Linked DNA regions of Homo sapiens: region 2 is linked to region 1. Evidence: read pairs that join two places in POLR2A ChIA-PET (ENCODE). Cell type or tissue: PC-3. All regions are shown on one strand. Each heading gives the region's core, and the rest is flanking DNA. Links, peaks and the distances in the headings are about the cores only.

Evidence for each region. ChIA-PET counts read pairs that join two places held together with the same protein. Peaks named below come from ENCODE experiments on the same cell type or tissue, not always from the same donor. Only the 100,000 strongest peaks of a DNase experiment are listed, where the experiment ranks them.
Region 2: POLR2A ChIA-PET joins it to region 1 with 6 read pairs; 4 of 35 experiments call an interaction of 5 or more read pairs at or near these places.

Annotation. Positions count from the first base shown.
Region 1 is chr15:41,036,017-41,038,516 of GRCh38, forward strand. All of the region lies in intron 24 of INO80 (INO80 complex ATPase subunit), which reads right to left. Among named protein-coding and RNA genes, the nearest start is that of INO80-AS1, 20 kb to the left of the region's middle. In PC-3, for the core only: no CTCF peak of the experiment used is centred there; no DNase peak of the experiment used is centred there.
Region 2 is chr15:41,099,185-41,115,440 of GRCh38, forward strand. All of the region lies in intron 1 of INO80 (INO80 complex ATPase subunit), which reads right to left. It also overlaps the pseudogene CYCSP2. Among named protein-coding and RNA genes, the nearest start is that of INO80, 9.0 kb to the right of the region's middle. RefSeq lists a silencer at 7,413-7,613 and an enhancer at 15,958-16,256. In PC-3, for the core only: no CTCF peak of the experiment used is centred there; a DNase peak (open chromatin) is centred at 5,247; H3K27ac peaks cover 638 bases.

The DNA.
Region 1 (2,500 bases), core at 1-2,500:
TGATGGCCCACACCTGTAATCCCAGCTACTCAAGGAGGCTGAGGCAGGAGAATCACTGGAACCCAGGAGGCGGAAGTTGCAGTGAGCCGAGATCGCACCACTGCACTCCAGCCTGGGCAACAGAGTGCAACTCTCTCTCGAAAAAAAAAAAAAAAAAAAAAAAAAAAAACCCAAAAAAACCACATAGCTAAGCTGCTCCCAAGTTCCCAGCCAACAGAAACAGTGTGAGATATCAAGTGTTTATTGTTTTAGTCTCTAGGTTTTAAGATAACATGTTATATAACTACTACTACAGGGGCTAAAATCCATAGTTGAGCTCATTAGCAACCTCTATTGCAAGTTTCTATAGATTCACTTCTCTCTGGTGTTCCTTACTACCCAAGGAACGTGTCACCTCTAGTTCTCAGATCAAATGCAGGGCAAAAATAACTAAGTGCAATAAGATCAATGAATGATCAAACAGATTACCTATCCTGCCCACTTTCCCTAAACCCCTAGAAGTTAGTGCTCTTCACAAAATTCTATTTAAAATATTAAGAGTAAAACTGTACTTTTAATTTTAGGCTAGAAGACATTCCCTCAGATTAATACATACCATGTTCCAAAGATTAGTACCAATCCACCAATATTGTTATTAATATTAATACTGGTGCATTAATATAATGTGCCATTATTCACTAGGTCATTCAGCAAACACTTATTTAACCTTAAAAGTGCCCAAAATAACCAGACCACAAAGGGAAGATGAATTATATAAAATGTCCAAACATTTAAATTGGTTTTAGCCAGGCACGGTGGCTCACGACTGTAATCCCAGAACTTTGGGAGGCCGAGGCAGGCCAGTTACTTGAGGTCAGGCCGGTTACTTGAGATCAGGAGTTTGAGATCAGTCTAGCCAATATGGCAAAACCCCGTCTCTCTACTAAAAATACGAAAATTAGCCAGGTGTGGTGGCAGATGCCTGTAATCCCAGCTACTTGGGAGGCTGAGGCAAGAGAATCGCTCAAACCCGGGAGGTGGAGGTTACAGTGAGCCAAGGTCACTCCACTGCACTCCAGCCTGGGTGACAGAGCAAGACTCTATCTCAAAAAACAAAACAAAACAAAACAAAAACTAAAAATAGATTGATTTCTCACTTGAAAAAAGAACAAAAAGAGAGAGAAAGAGAACCACTTAATAGGACTTTTTTTTTTTTTAATGTTAAGCTTAAGGCCGGGCACGATGGCTCAAGCCTATAATTCCAGCACTCTGGGAAGCTGAGGTGGGAAACTACCTGAGGTCAGGAGTTCGAGATCAGCCTGGCTAACATGGTGAAACCCCATCTCTACTAAAAACACAAAAATTAGCCGGGCGTGTTGGCACATGTCTGCAGTCCTACTTGGGAGGCTGAGGCAGGAGACTACTTTGAACCCAGGAGGCAGAGGTTGCAGTGAGCCAATATCGTGCCACTGCACTCGAGCCTGGGCAATAGAGCAAGACTCCATCTCCAAAAAAATTAATTAATTAAATAAAATAATGTTAAGCTTAGTGTTAGTTGTTCTGGACATTTTAAAACATTCTTTGTGGCAGAGAAATAGCTTTCTGTTAATTATACAGCCTGCCAGTATTCACAAGAGTTTTTCATCCTATTAAAAAGTATAGTTGGGCTGGGTGTGGTGGCTCACGCCTGTAATCCCAGCACTTTGAAAGGCCGAGGCGAGAGGATCACTTGAGACCAGGAGTTCGAGACCAGCCTGGCCCACATGGCGAAACCCCACCTCTACTAAAAATACAAAAATTAGCTTGGAGTGGTGGTGCACGCCTGTAGTCCCAGCTACTCAGGAGGCTGAGGCAGGAGAATCACTTGAACCCGGGACGCAGAGGTTGCAGTGAGCCAAGATTGTGCCACTGCACTTTAGCCTGGGCGACAGAGTAAGACTCTGTCTCAAAAAAAAAGTGTAGTTAACCAACTTGCGCACCCCCACCAAATGCCTCTCTTGCCCCTCTTCCCTTTTCTTTTTTTTTTTTTTTTTTTTTGAGATGGAGTCTTGCTTTGTCGTCCAGGCTGGAGTGCAGTGGCATGATCTCAGCTCACTGCAACCTTCGTCTCCCGTTTTCAAGTGATTCTCCTGCCTCAGCCTCCGTAGTAGCTGGGATTACAGCCACAGGCCACCATGCCTGGCTAGTTTTTTTTATTTTTAGTAGAGACAGGGTTTTGCCATGTTTGCCAGGCTGGTCTCCTGACCTCAGGTGATCCGCCCACCTCAGCCTCCCAAAGTGCTGGGATTACAGGCATGAGCTACTGCACCCGACATCTTCCCTTTTCGTTGTGAAATCTGCAAGACTCTTTTCTCTTAAAAAAGTCAACTTTCACTTAAACCAAACTCCCCTCCTGAAATACCTTACTTTTTAACTGTCACACTTCAATACTCATTCTCTACACCTCCTAACCAGGATCTTTCTCCCTAAAAATCCTTACAACTGGGCTTCTGCCTTCTCTTTTTAATCTGTACTCACAATC
Region 2 (16,256 bases), core at 4,083-6,582, 67 kb after region 1:
CAGTGAGCTATCATTGTGCCACTGTGCTCCAGCCTGGAGTAAGACCCTGTCTCAAAAAAAAAAAAAAAAAAAAAAAAAAAAAACAAACACACACACACACACACAACAAGAGAGTGAGAGAGAGGGAAAGAAAAAGGGAAAAAAAAAATGTTCCAAACTCCCATTGTGGCGATAGTTCCACAATTCTGTAAATCTACCAAAAATATATTCAAAATATACTGAACTGTATATTTTATTTAAATTATGTGAATTTCATAGTTTGTAAATTGTCAGTCTTGGTAATATAAAGAAAAAAGAATGCTAAAAAATACTTTTGGCCAGGAGCAGTGGCTGAAGCTTGTAATCCCAGCACTTTGGGAGGTGAGGCAGGAGGAGAGCTTGAGCCCAAGAGTTCAAGACCAGCCTGAGTAACATGGCGAGACCTTGTCTCTACAAAAAAATTTAAAAATTAGCTGAGTGTAGTGGCATGCACCTGTAAACCCAGCCACTTGGGAGGCTGAGGAGGGAGGATGGTTTGAGCCCAGGAGGTTGAGACCTCAGTAAGTCATGAACGCACCACTGTACTCCAGCCTGCATAACAGAGTGAGACTATCCAAAAAAAAAAAAACTTTAAATTTCACCTTTTCAAAATGAGACCTAACGTGTACCCACCCACTCCAGAAGATTTCAAAGAAATTGGTTTTTAAAATACAACAAAACTCCCTTAAGAGAACAGCAAATAATTCATCTTGATACATGTATAAATGTAAAACTACTCTGCTTGGCTCCATCCCAAGCTTTTATTACAGAACAATTAATCCATGCTCTAGTTATTTTACCTGATAAGGAAAATGACACTAATTAAGGAGGTATGACTACCAAGTAATACGGAGTGATTCGAAATGAATGGAATATTTTCTTTTCTTTTTTTTTTGAGACAAAGTCTTGTAGCCGAGGCTGGAATGCTGTGGCCCAATCTCGGCTCACTGCAAGCTCTGCCTCCCAGGTTCACGCCATTCTCCTGCCTCAGCCTCCCGAGTAGCTGGGACTACAGGCGCCTGCCACCACGCCAGGCTAACTTTTTGTATTTTTAGTACAGACGGGGTTTCACTGTGTTAGCCAGGATGGTCTCGATCTCCTGACCTCGTGATTCGCCCGCCTCGGCCTCCCAAAGTGCTGGGATTACAGGTGTGAGCCACTGTGCCCGGCCAATGAATGGAATATTTTCAAAACTTATTCCTCAGTACCTATGTGAGTATGAAATCAAAAACAATTTGTTGAAGAAAGATCACAGTTAACTTCTAGTCTTACAATCCTCAATATATGCTCCCTTTTGACACCCAGTATACATCAGTCCTGTCAACTGATTCATCCCAGAAATCATCTTTGCAGCATATCACCACTGATGGCTGAAATGACAGCTGCAATGAATTCCCTTATGTCCACAATACCACCAAAAAAAGGTGCTGTAAGCACAAAATTCTCCACAAGAAGTCCTATGATGACATCTGGAGAACCAAGTTATATTTTTTAAGTGTTCAATTTTTTTCTTTATGGTGGCAAAAGACATAAAACTTACCATTTTAACCATTTTTAAGTGTACACTTCAGTGGCATTATATACATTCACATTGTTGTGCAACCATTACTACCATTCACAATTTTTTCTTTTTTTTTTTTTTTTGAGACAGAGGCTCCCTCTGTCGCCCAGGCTGGAGCACAATGGGGTGATCTCCGCTCACTACAATCTCCGCCTCCTGGGTTCAAGTGATTCTCTCACCTCCAGCCTCCCAAGTAGCTGGGACTACAGGCGCACCCCACCACACACAGCTAATTTTTGTATTTTTAGTAGAGATGGAGTTTTACCATGTTGGCCAGGCTGGTCTCAAACGCCTGGCATCAAGTGATCCACCCACCTCAGCCTCCCAAAGTAGTGGGATTATAGGCATGAGCCACCCACCCGGCTGACAATCATTTCTTAATCACCTTTTAAGATTGCTGGCCTCTCAATTCAGCCTAGTCTTGATTAGCATGTTAAAAGCTGCTGCTGCAATAACCACTTTCATCTCCTCATTTGTCTCTTATTCCCTACAAGGAAACTGCATGGCCATCAACCTGACCCATCTGTTATCGTCCAACTTCAGCAAAACACTTGATAATTCTCAATAACCCTTTTACCCACCTTCTACCAATTGTTTCTCATTCTCTACCAAGATTACTTCAAATCTTTTTTCCCTCTTCCTCAAAATGCTGAAGTCATTCCCCGCTCATCTTGGAAGAGCCTGAAGAGCAAATCATTCCATCCTCTTTTATTTCACCTTAGCTCAATAGTTTCCTCTTACTTGCTGTGATATTTGAGTCACCAACACAAACAGACTTTATTTGTAACTTTTTTTTTTTTTTTTGAGACAGAGTCTTGCTCTGTCACCCAGGCTGGAGTGCAGTGGCGAGATCTCTGCTCACTGCAAGCTCCGCCTCCCAGGTTCAAGCCATTCTCCTGCCTCAGCCTCCCGAGTAGCTGGGACTGCAGGCGCCCGCCACAACGCCTGGCTAAGTTTTTTTGTATTTTAGTAGAGACGGGGTTTCACTGTGTTAGCCAGGATGATCTCGATCTCCTGACCTCGTGATCCACCCACCTCGGCCTCCCAAAGTGCTGGGATTACAGGCGTGAGCCACCGCACCCGGCCTATTTGTAACTCTTAGTCAAGGTGATTCTCCATACTAGTACAAAAGATATGACTATTTCTTGGCGGGCATGGTGGCTCATGCCTGTAATCCCAGCACTTTGGGAGGCTGAGACGAGCAGATTACAAGGTCAGGAATTCGAGACCAACCTGGCTAACACAGTGAAATCCCGCCTTTACTAAAAATACAAAAAAGTAGCTGGGCTTGGTGGCACGCACCTGTAGTCCCAGCTACTCAGGAGGCTGAGGCAGGAGAATCGCTTGAACCTGGGAGGTGGAGGTTGCAGTGAGCCAAGACTGTGCCACTGAACTCCAGCCTGGGCAACAAAGCAAGACTCCATCTCAAAAAAAGAAGATACGACTATGTCTTATGTCACTTATTATGGGTTCATGCCCATGCATTTGCATTTTAAAGTACATACTGTGTAAGTTACTTTATTTATGTTTCCCCAATATATTACAATTAGGGCATCATACTGCTTTTTAAAATTATATATTACCTATAGATTTCATTTCAGGATTTTAAAAAGGGCATATTAGGCCAGGCGCAGTGGCTCATGCCTGTAATCCTAGCACTTTGGGAGGCCGAGGCGGGCAATCACCTGAGATCAGGAGTTCGAGACCAGCCTGACCAATATGGTGAAACCCCATCTCTACTAAAAAATACAAAAATTAGCCAGGTGTGGTGGCGGGTTTGCCTGTAGTCCCAGCAACTTGGGAGCCTGAGGCAGGAGAATCGCTTGAACCTGGGAGGCGGAGGTTACAGTGAGCCAGTATCGTGCACACTGCACTACACCCTGGGCAACAGAGCAAGACTGTCTCAAAGGAAAAAAAAAGGGTGTATTATAAAATATTTGTAATAAAAAAGGAGAGTTGGGTCTGATACAGTTGAGAACCATGCTCTCTGATAACCACTGTTTATCAGAATGAATGAAGTTGATATTGTTGAGTGACTCTTGCTTTTGGATACTCTATTTAATAATCTTTGAAAACTTGGACTATTCCTTAACTCCTTGACTGAAACTTTATTCTAAATGCGGAGTACACCAAAGTTCTGTCATCTATTCCTACGCCTTAGAAAATCTCATCTTCTACCAGGAATTCAATTAACACTGCTGTATGACTGACCCTCTGGCTCTCAACTTGCACAGCATACAATCCACATTTCTAGATGCTTCTAGAAAGGCTTTCTAGATGTTTTCTAGCCCCTACAAACCCAAACTTCTCATATGCCTCCACAGCAGCTAGTTCATCTGTCTTTCCTATTTATATAACAATTATTCAGACTCAAAATCTATGAATCATTTTTTACACCCCCTTCTACTTCTCTCCTGGCATGCAGTGAGTCCCAATGTGTAGTTAATTCTTCTTTGGGAATAATGTCTGGAATATGTCAGTTTCTTCCTATTATCAGTGTTTTCATTTAGCTTCTTAGCCTCACACCTAGACTACTGCTTCCTAATTGACTTTCCCACCTCCAGGTTCTTCTCACTCTAATTCATCTATGCAGATACTTCCAGATCAGTATTCCCAAATCATCGTTCTTGTTTTATATTTTTTTGAGACAGAGTCTCGCTTTGTCACCCAGGGTGGAGTCCAGTGGCGCGATCTCAGCTCACTGCAACCTCCGCCTCCCTGGCTCAAGCAATTTTCCTGCCTCAGCCTCCCAGGTAGCTGGGATTAGAGGCGCCCGCCACCACGCCCGGCTAATTTTTCCTATTTTCAGTAGAGACGGGATTTTATCATGTTGGCCAGGCTAGTCTCAAACTCCTGAACTCAAGTGATCCACCTGCCTCGGCCTCCCAAAGCGCTGGGATTACAGGTGTGAGCCACTGTGCCCAGCCCAAATTCATCATTCTGATTATGCCATTAGTTCCTCAATAGTTTTCCAAAACTCAATAAAATCTAAATTCTTCAGCCTGAAATTTAAAGACCTTTATCATCTGGTTTTGAGTTACTTTTTACAATTTAATCTTTTACTACTTCCCCACATTCCAGGCAAATTAAGAGTTCCTTTAAAATGTCTCTTAACTTCCTATCAGACCTGTCTCACTTCGCGCAAAGAGGCTCTTTAAAATTCATCTGACTGCCAGGCGCAGTGGCTCACGCCTGTAATCCCAGCACCTTGGGAGGCCAAGGAAGGCTGATCACCTGAGGTCAGGAGTTCGAGACCAGCCATCTGACCAACATGGAGAAACCTCGTCTCTACTAAAAATACAACAAAGTTAGTCAGGTGTGGTGGTGCATGCCTGTAATCCCAGCTACTTGGGAGGCTGAGGCAGCAGCATCACTTGAACCCAGGAGGCAGAGGTTGCGGTCACTGCACTCCAGCCTGGGCAATGAGAGCAAAACTCCATCTCAAAAAAAAAAAAAAAAAAAAAAAAAGTAATAAAATAAAATAAAATTCATCTGACCAGAGGCTCATACTGTATTGCTAAGGATGAAAGAACTATTCAATATGTTTTTGGAACAATTCTTCATTGAATAGCCTGTTCCACACCCTGAACTCTGGCTCATTATCCTGAATCCGAACTCTGATCATATTTCAGCTGCCCTGCCAACAGCTTCATGTTAATGGTAAATGTATGCTTCAGAATCATACCCACATATATCAGACTTCCTGAGCTGTGTTCATGAGTAATCCTGGGCTGATTGCTTTGTACTCTCTAGTTACTGCCAGGCCCTTATTTCTTTTCTTTTCTTTTTTTTAAAGGGGAGTCTTGCTCTTTCTCCCAGGCTGGAGTGCAGTGGTCCAATCTTGGCTCACTGCAACCTCCGCCTCCCAGATTCAAGGGATTCTCCTGCCTCAGTCTTCCGAGTAGCTGGGATTACAAGCATGAGCCACCACACCTGGCTAATTTTTTTTGTATTTTAGTAGAGACGAGGTTTCACCATGTTGGCCAGGCTGGTCTCAAACTCCTGACCTCAAATGATTTGTCTGCCTTGGCCTCCCAAAGTGCTGGAATTACAGGTGTGAGCCACCACACCCGGCCAACTTATCAGTATTTATATTGTACAGAATTATGTATTCTGTACAAAATTCACTTTTATATTTAATTTTACTATACTAAAAGTCAGTTTTCATTATGGGAGTGGATACACTTAACCAGTGTGGGTAGTAACAGACAAGTTATGTAGAACTGTGCTCCTCAAAGAAGTCTGAAAATCAAAGTTCAGGTAATTCATCCCAAAGACAAACCATCTGCAAATAAGCATGAGTTGAACTGTACACTAACTGGATCCTGCTTTTCAAACTGTAGATATTTAAGTCAGTCATATCTGTGATAATTACATAAAGAGCAAATGTAACTACTTTCACTCTATTAACTATGTGGTCTAACAATCAACAAGGAGATATGTTTACATCAAACCAGGTGGTTGATAAACACTTCTTTAAATGTTAAACATTATCCTTTATGCAAAAAGCTTGGGGGTTGGGGGGGCACCTCCATTATAAAGAATTCCAAGTGGGGATCCAAATGTCCCTATTTTCTCAAATACTTAGTAAGGAGGCTACATGCTCACCCATTCTACTGAGATTTATATGCCAAATGTTTCATATGTGTTTGCATTTTCATTTAAACCTTATATGATGCAGATACTATTACAACCACCATTTTACATACAAAGAAACTGAGCTTAACTAACTCGCCCAAGATCATACAAACAGAAGTGCGCCAAGATTGGAATCCAAGAAGTGTGACTTCAAAGCCCCACAAGATTAAGTACTCCAAGCATGAAGTACTTCCAGCAAATTAGAGGCTCCTACGACATAAAACTATGCCACTGGAGTACTTCAAGGAGAATTTTAATTTATTCAATCATTTGTTTATATCAATATAAAACTTTATTTTATACTATGGGTCATAATCCAATTCTGCTTTAATTTTGCTACTCAAATTGTTCCAGCTTTGGCCACTGGAAACTTTCAGTTGGTTCCTTTGCTCCTTCGACATAACCCATTAACGTGAAATGTTGTTGTTTTTAGAGCACTTCCTTATTTTTTGGCACAACAAGATACTCAAGGTTCATCTTATGTATATTTCCTGCCCCAATCACAGAATCAACCATTTCTCCAAGGAGCACTAGTTTCTTTTATTGGAGAATAATATTAGAAACTAAGATCCGGGGCCAGGTGTGTTGGCTCACACCTGTAATCCCAACACTTTGGGAGGCTGAGGCAGGAGGACTGCTTGAGCCCAGGAGTTCAACACCAGCCTGGGTAACATAGGGAGACCCACCTCTCTATAAAAATAGAAAACTTTGGCCAACCGCAGTGACTCATGCCTGTAATGCCAGCACTTTGGGAAGCTAATCACTTGAGCTCTGGAGTTTGAGACCAGCCTGGGCAACATAGCGAAATCCTGTCTGCATGAAAAATACAAAAATTAGCCACACGTGGTGGCGAGCACCTATAGTCCCAGCTACCTGGGAGGCTGGGGTGTGAGGATGGCTTAAGCCCAAGAGACAGAGGTTGCTGCGGGCTGAGATCATGCCACCACACTCCAGCCTGGGTGACAGGGCCAGACCCTGTCTCAAAAAAAAAAAAAAAAAAGAGAAAGAAAGAAAAAAATTAGATTAGCTGTGCATAGTGGCACACAGTTAAACTCTGTAAACTCATACAGTGAGCATACAGTAAACTCATATAGTGGCATACCTGTAGTCCCAGCCCCAGCTATTTGGGAGGCTGAGGTGGGAGGATAGCTTGAGTCTGGAAGGTCATGGCTGCAGTGAGCATGCCATTGCACTCCAGCCTGGGTGACAGGGCAAGACCCCTGTCTCAACAAAAAAAAAGAAACCAAGATCTGGGCACTAGGTGCACTCCTAGGTGTTGTTTCTTTCAACTCTCAGCTGACAATGAATGGAAATATATTTGTGTATATTAACTCAAGTATGTACATATATCTATAAATATTTCTACATATAAACATGGAACTATTTTGTACTGGTATCTCCAACCTGAATCCATTACCACAAAGATTATTCTAGCCTCCTGCCTCGCTTATCTGTAAATTCCACTCCAACAGTGAAAAGCCTGCCTCCTGCCATCCATTTACTTAACTGTTCAATTGTAGTTACCTATGTAATCAGTACTGATTCCTTTAAACCAGTATCAGAATTGTTAACCTCTGCCCCTTCGGAATGTAACTTTATCAATTAAAGTATAACGCTTATGTACAGTCCCTTTTGTCTTACAGATTCCACTCATTTCCAAAGTTACTTAAATCAGCACCTTCCTCCCGTTTAGCAAGGTTGTTTCACACATTTGTGATACAGTTAGTTTCTCCTGTCAAGATTTGCATGCCTGAAAGGCCTTGACCTCTAAAAAAATTTTTTTTAATTTGCATACATTAAAGTTTACTCTTAGGCCCAGAACAGCAGATCACACCCAGAACTTCAGGAGGCCAAGGCAGGCGATCATTTGAGGCCAGGAGTTCAAGACCAGGAGTTCGAGACCAGCCTGGTCAACAAGGTGAAACCCCATCTCTACTAAAAATACAAAAATTAGCCAGGCATTGTGGCACACACCTGCAATCCCGGCTACTTCGGAGGCTGAGGCAGGAGAATTGCTTGAACCCAGGAGATGAAGGTTGCAGTGAGCCATGATGGTGCCACTGCACTCCAGCCCAGGTGACAGAACAAGACTCTGTCATTAAAAAATAACTAACTAGGCCAGGTGTGATGGCTCATGCCTATAATCCCAGCACTTTGGGAGGCCAAGGAGGGTGGATCATTTGAGGTCAGGAGTTCGAGGCCAGCCTGGCCAACATGGTGAAACCCTGTCTCTACTAAAAATATAAAAATTAGCTGGGTGTCCTGGTGGGCACCTGTAATCCCAGCTACTCAGGAGGCTAAGACAGGAGAATTGCTTGAGCCTGGGAAACAGAGGTGGCAGTGAGCTGAGACCATGCCACTGCACTTCAGCCTGGGCAACAGAGCGAGACTATGTCTCAATAAATAAATAAATAAATAGGCCGGGCATGGTGGCTCACGCCTGTAATGCCAGCACTTTGGGAGGCCAAGGAGGGTGGATCACGAGGTCAGAAGTTTGAGACCAGCCTGACCAACACAGTGAAACCCCATCTCTACTAAAAATACAAAAATTAGCCGGGCATGGTGGTGCATGCCTGTAATCCCAGCTACTAGGGAGACTGAGGCAGGAGAATCGCTTGAACTCGGGAGGCAGAGGTTGTGGTGGGCCGAGATCACACCACTGCACTCCAGCCTTGGCAACAGAGCAATACTATGTCTCAAAAAATAAACAAACTTTACTCTTCGTGCTGTAAAGTTCTATGGGTTTTGACATGTCATGTGTCCACCATTACAGTATCAAACAGAATACTTTTATCAAGCAGTAACTTTAACTGAATTAAATGATACAACTTTCAGTGGAAACAGCATGGTAAGAAAGAAGATGAAGTCAAGAGCTGTGAGCTGAATCCATTGAAAAGCCACAGATAGGCCGGGCGTGGTGGCTCACACCTGTAATCCCAGCACTTTGGGAGGCCGAGGCAGGCGGATCACAAGGTCAGGAGATCTAGACCATTCTGGCTAACACCAGTAGAAACCCTGTCTCTACTAAAAAATACAAAAAATTAGCCGGGCGTGGTGGTGGGCGCTTGTAGTCCCAGCTACTTGGGAGGCTGAGGCAGGAGAATGGCATGAACTCGGGAGGCGGAGCTTGCAGTGAGCCGAGATCTCGCCACTGCATTCCAGCCTGGGGGACACAGCGAGACTCCGTCTCAAAAAAAAAAAAAAAAAAAGGAAAAAAAGAAAAGCCACAAATAGACTAGGACAGGCAGCTACTCACTCTGGGTCTCACTAGTTCCACTGTAAAATGGGGGTTCAATTCGACTAATCATATATAGCATTTATTAAACATTATGTATCAGGAATGGTACTAAGTACGTCACATGGATTGCCTCATTTATATCTAACAACACTATAAAGTAGACACTGATAGAGCAGGACGTCCATCCTCAGAACCGGAACCTTTGTACAAAACAGATAATTAAATAAGGGTGATGTTGAAAAACAAGAATATGTGTGCTCAGAAGCACGCCCAGTGCCACATCATGGAAGAGGGAGGCCAGCAAAAGACTGGGCCAAATCTCCACGGTCTCTTTGGAAAGAAGACAGGTCAGGCTGTTGGATTCACTTACACAGACGCCAATAAGAAAAAAAGCATTGCCTGGGGAGAGGATACACTGATACAGTATTTGGAGAATCCCAAGAAGTCTATTCCTGGAACAAAAATTATCTTTGCCAGCATTAATAAGGTAGAAAGGGCAGATTTGATAGCTTACCTCAAAAAAGCTACTAATGGCTAGGCACAGTGGCTCATGCCTGTAATCCCAGCACTTTGGGAGGCTGAGGCAGGCGGATCACTTGAGGTCAAGAGCTCGAGACCAGCCTGGCCAACATGGTGAAACCCCATCTCTACTAAAAATACAAAAATTAGCCAGGCATGGTGGCGGGCACCTGTAATTCCAGCTACTGGGGAGGCTGAGGCAGAACTGCCTGAACCCGGGAGGCGGAGGTTGCACTGAGCTGAGATTGCCCCACTGCACTACAGCCTGGGCGACAGAGTAAGGCACTTCAAAAAAAGTACTAATGAGTAATTGGCCACTGCCGTATTTATTACAAAATAGAAATGTCTGGCCAGGCACAGTGGCTCATGGCTGTAACCCCGGCACTTTGGGAGGTTGGGAGGCTGAGGCGGGTGGATCACCTGAGGTCAGGAGTTCGAGATCAGCCTGGCTAACATGGTGAAACCCTATCTTACTAAAAATACAAAAATTATGCCAGGTGCGGTGGCTCACACCTGTAATCCCAGCACTTTGGGAGGCCGAGGCAGATGGATCACCTGAGGTCAGGAGTTTGAGACCAGCCTGGTCAACATGGTGAAACCCCATCTCTACTAAAAATATGAAAATTAGCCAGGCATGGTGGCACACACCTGTAGTCCTAGCTACTCAGGAGGCTGAGGCAGGAGAATCACTTGAACCTGGGAGATGGAGGTTGCAGTGAACCGAGATAGTACCACTGCACTCCAGCCTGGACGACAGAGCGAGACTCCACCTCAAAAAAAAAAAAAACTGTCCAGGCGTGGTGATGGGTGGCTGTAATCCCAGCTGCTGGGGAGGCTGAGGCAGGAGAATTGCTTGAGCCCGGGAGGCAGAGGTTGCAGTGAGCTGAGATCGTGCTACTGCACACCAACCTGGGCAACAAGCGAAACTCCGTCTCAAAAAAAAAAAAAGAAAACTGGCTGTGGTTAAATGAATATATTTGGCTTTCTGGATTTTATTTTTATTTTGAGATGGAGTTCCCCTCTGTCGCCAGGCTGGAGTGCAGTGGCATGATCTCGGCTCACTGCAACCTCTACCTCCAGGGTTCAAGCTATTCTACTGCCTCAGCCTCCCAAGTAGCTGGGACTACAGGCACGTGCCAGCACACTCACCCAATTTTTGTGTTTTTAGTAGAGACGGGGTTTCACCATGTTGGTCAGGATGGTCTCGATCTCTTGACGTCATGATCCACCCGCCTCAGCCTCCCAAAGTGCTGGGATTACAGATTTAAGAAGCCACAGCACCCGGCCTCTTTTATTTTTTAGACAGGGTCTCGCTTGTCACCCAGGCTGGAGTGCAGTGGCAGGATCACAGCGCACTATAGCCTTGACCTGCTGAGCTCAGGTGATCCTCCCATTTCGGCCTCCAGAGTAGCTGGGACTACAGGCATGCACCACCACACCCGGCTAATTTTTTGTAGAGATGGGGTTTTGGCATATTGCCCAGGCTGGTCTCAAACTCCTAGACTCAAGTGATTTGCCTGCCTTGGTCTCCCAAAGTGCTGAGATTACAGGTGTGAGCTACCATGAAGGTCTTGGTTTTTTATTTTAACAGTAATTCCAATTAAGTAAATGATATCACTGTTTTCCCCTTCTAAAAACATGATTGAACTTCATTAGTAATGTTCAACTTTTCATCAAGATGGTGAATGCCATCTTAAAATCTACTGGAGATTGATTTTATATTTAGATTTATATAACTGGTTATGTGAGCATATTTAAATACTGGCAAAATTCCTTCATTGTCTCAGAACCAAGCATAATTCACCTGTGTTTTGTGTTTATTTGCCTCTTAAAGGCAAGGGCTGAAGATAAGGCAGCAATGTCTACATTTTTGGCCTTAACTATGCCAAGCTAATTAGAATTCCTTGTAACTAAAATGGTTCCTTTTACTTACTGAAAAGCACTTTAGGGTGTGGTTTATGTGTAATATCAAATAAAGAATAGTTAACGCTTAAAAAATAAAATAGGCCAGCCGTGGTGGTTCACGCCTATAATCCTAGCACTTTGGGAGGTAGAGGCAGGCAAATCACCTGAGGTCAGGAGTTCCAGATCAGCCTGGTCAACATGGTGAAACCCCATCTCTACTAAAGATACAAAAATTAGCTGGGTGTGGTGGCACATGCCTGTAGTCCCGGTTACTCAGGAGGCTGAGGCAGGAGAATTGCTTGAACCCAGGAGGCAGAGGTTGCAGTGAGCCAAGATGGCGCCACTGCACTCCAGCCTGGCGAGAGAGCGAGACTCCGTCTCAAAAAAAAGAATTTTTTTTTTAATGGTCTGGTCTGTTCTTAAGCCTTAACCATCTTATTCACTAAGAAGTTTCAAAAACAGGCCACACAGTGGCTCACACCTGTAATCCCAGCACTTTGGGAGGCTAAGGTGGGCGGATCATGAGGTCAGGAGTTTGAAACCAGCCTAGCTAACATGGTGAAATCCTGTCTCTACCAAAAATACAAAAATTAGCCGGGCGTGGTGGTGCACGCCTGTAATCCTAGCTACTCGGGAGGCTGAGGCAGGAGAATCACTTGAACTCGGGAGGCGGAGGTTGCAGTGAGCTGAGATCACGCCACTGTACTCCAGCCTGGGCTACAAGAGCAAAACTCTGTCTCAAGAAAAAAAAAAACGTTTTTGCGGGGAGGAGGAAAAAAAAAACCTCTTACCCAACAGAATAGGTGTCTTCAGACTACAAAGCCGTCCAAGATACATTAAAAAATGTTAAGAACCTTGCTCTGGAGGGAATAGCTCTGTTGCCCAGGCTGGAGTGCAGTGGCACAATCAGGGTTCACTGTAGCCTCAACCTTCCAGGCTCAACCAAACCTCCCATCTCAGCTTTCCAAGTAGCTGAACTATAGGCACACGCCACCCTAGTCCAAAAATTTTATTTTCTGTAGAGATGAGGTCTCCCTATATTGACCAGGCTGGTCTCAAGCTCCTCAAGCTCACGTGATCCTCCCTCCTCTGCCTCCCAAAGTGCTGGGATTACAGGTGGAAACCACTACGCCTGGCCAAAAATACTCTTCAAAATATTTTTGGGGAAGGCAGAAGGACTATAACAAAAATAGAATAGTGGTTCTGTCATTTACTGGCTATATGATTTAACTTGGTTTCAATTTTCTCATCTGTAAAATGAGAATTACTACCAAGAAGTTTCAAGAAAATTAAAATGATAATATATAAAGTATCTACCATACTCACTGACTCACAAGAGTTGTCTGATATTAGTGCCTATGCCCTTCTCATTCTCTATATGCTATAGCCTATCATATCAAGATTTTGATACGTTAGATCCAACTTTAAAACTTTTCAACTGTTAGCTGGACACAGTGGCTCACGCCTGTAATCCCAGCACTTTGGGATGCCAAGGCAGGCAGATCACAAGGTCAAGAGATCGAGACCATCCTGGCCAAACATGGTGAAACCCCATCTCTACTAAAAATACAAAAATTAGCCAGGCGTGGTGGCATGCGCCTGTAGTCCCAGCTACTTGGGAGAATGAAGCAGGAGAATTTCTTGAACCCGGGAGGCAGAGGGTGCAGTGAGCCTAGATCGTGCCACTGCATTCCAGCCTGGCGACAGGGCAAGACTCCATCTCAAAAAAAAAAAAAAAAAAAAAAAAAAACTTTTCAACTGTTTTCCTACAAAAACTTAGTCTCCTATTAACCCCAACCCACTTTGTCCACTCTAAAATCCACTGCATCCTAGCGTTTATATTTCATGTGTATTTTGTTGTTGTTGTTGTTGAGCCAGCTCGGGCTCTGTCGCCCAGGCTGGAGTGCAGTGGCTCGATCTCGGCTCACTGCAATCTCTGCCTCCTGGGCTCAAGCCATCCTCTCACCTCAGCATCCCAAGTAGCTGGGACTACAGGTGCACATCACCATGCTTAGCTAATTTTTGTATTTTCTGTAGAGACAGGGTTTTGCCATGTTGCCCATGCTGATTTCAAACTCCTGAGCTCAAACGATCCGCCTGCTCAGCCTCCCAAAGTGCCGGGATTACAGGTGTGAGCCACCAAGCCTAACCTATTTAATGTGAATTTGTATGTTGGCATATAAAATCCCCTAGCCAGTTTTGTTTTGTTTTGTTTTTTTGAGACAGAGTTTTGCTCTTGTTGCACTCCACTGGAGTGCAGTGGCTCAATCTCGGCTCACTGCAACCTCCGCCTCCCGGGTTCAAGCGATTCTCCTGCCTCAGCCTCCTGAGTAGCTGGGATTACAGGTGCGCGCCACCACGCCCAGCTAATTTTTTGTATTTTTGGTAGAGTCAGAGTTTAACCATGTTGGCCAGGCTGGTTTCGAACTCCTGACCTCAGGTGATCCACCTGCCTCAGTCTCCCAAAGTGCAGGGATTACAGGCGTGAGCCACCGCACCCGGCCAACAAACTTTCATTAAGTGAACCTCTAACACCACAGCTTATAATTAGTTTTGTTTTGTTTTTAGAGACAGGGTCTCGCTCTCCACCCAGGCTTGAGTGCGCTGGCACAATCATAGCTCACTAGGGACTCAAGTGATCCTCTTGCCTCCTGAGTAACTGGGACTACAGGCTTGAGACACCATGCCCAGCAGAATAGCTCTCGATTTGTTGCTTTGGCTTAATCACATTTCCACCTTGATGTACTCAAAATGTTTTTATTAGTCATAAACTTTTCTAATCACATTTGTGCTCACTACAATTATTTCCTATCACAATTTACAGACTTTCAAAAATTGATTTGGTTTCTACTGAAATAAAACGTAGAGGAAAAGAACACAGTAAGCTAAAATGATGGAATTCAATCCCTTAAAAACAAAATTCAGCCGGGCACGGTGGCTCACGCCTGTAATCTCAGCACTTTGGGAGGCCAAGGTAGGTGGATCACGAGGTCAGGGGCTCGAGACCAGCCTGACCAACATGGTGAAACCCCGTCTCTACTAAAAATACAAAAATTAGCTGGGTGTGGTGGCGGGCGCCTGTAATACCAGCTACTCAGGAGGCTGAGGCAGGAGAATTGCTTGAACCCGGGAGGCGGAAGCTGCAGTGAGCCGAGATCACGCCACTATACTCCAGCCTGGGCGACAGAGCCAGACTCCGTCTCAAAAAACAAAAAAAAAAAAACATTCATTTTAAAGTCTAGAAGGTATGCAACTTTTACCACACATAATGATCTCAAATTGTTTTATAGGAGGAGGAGCTTGGAAATTTCAAACATAAAATGCAACTAGAACAGAATATTATTTGGCATTAAAAGCAAATGAGGCCATGTGCGGTGGCTCATGCCTATAATCCCAGCACTCTGGGAGGCCAAGGCAGGCGGATCACTTGAGGTCAGGAGTTCGAGACCGGCCTAGCCAACATGGTGAAACCCCGTTTCTACTAAAAATACAAAAATTAGCCGGGTGTGGTGGCAGCCGCCTGTAATCCCAGCTACTGGGGAGGCTGAGGCACGAGAAGTGCTTGAACCTGGGAGGCGGAGGTCGCAGTGAGTCGGGACCCCGCCACTGCACTCCAGCCTGGACGACAGAGCGAGACTCAGTCTCAAAAAAAAAAAAAAAAAGGAATTAAGTACTGATACCTGCTACAACACGGATGAACCTTGAAAACACCATGTTAAGTGAAACAAACTAGGCAAAGAAAGATACATATGTTTCTTTTTTAGGTAAATTTAGGCAAAAAATATATTAATAGTTACCTAAGACTGGAGGGAGGGGGAATGGGGAGTGACTGCTAAATGGCTTCTAGAGATTCTCTTTTAGGGTGATGAATTAAATAGTGGTTGATGGCTACAGAATTTAATAAATATAGTTTCAGAAAATTACTTAATTATACGCTTTAGAAAGCGGAATTTTTTGGTATTTGAATCATATTTCAATAAAGCTATTATTTAATTTAAGTTGCCACTGAAAAGCCACAATAATTTTGTTGTGGAGGAAATAATGAAAGTCACTGACTGGAAAAGTAACCTGTGACGTTAGCCAGGTCAACCTCCAAATTCCTTCCCCCATTTCTAACAAGTACATCAAACTAGAGACAGTGTGTGAATCAAAGAATTCCAGGCACAGTTGGCTGTTAACTAGAATAGTAAGTGGCTGCCTAGGTTCTGTCATTCCTAAACTGTAGGGGGCTTCTAGCCTCGGAGATTACGGAAGTAGTACTTTCCATTAGCGAGCTCAAGAAGGAATGTCAAAATAGGATGACACTTTCCTAGTCGCTATGTAAAAACCTAAAAAACCAGAAGAGGTGTCATCTAGACACTCCCAAGTCTATGCAGG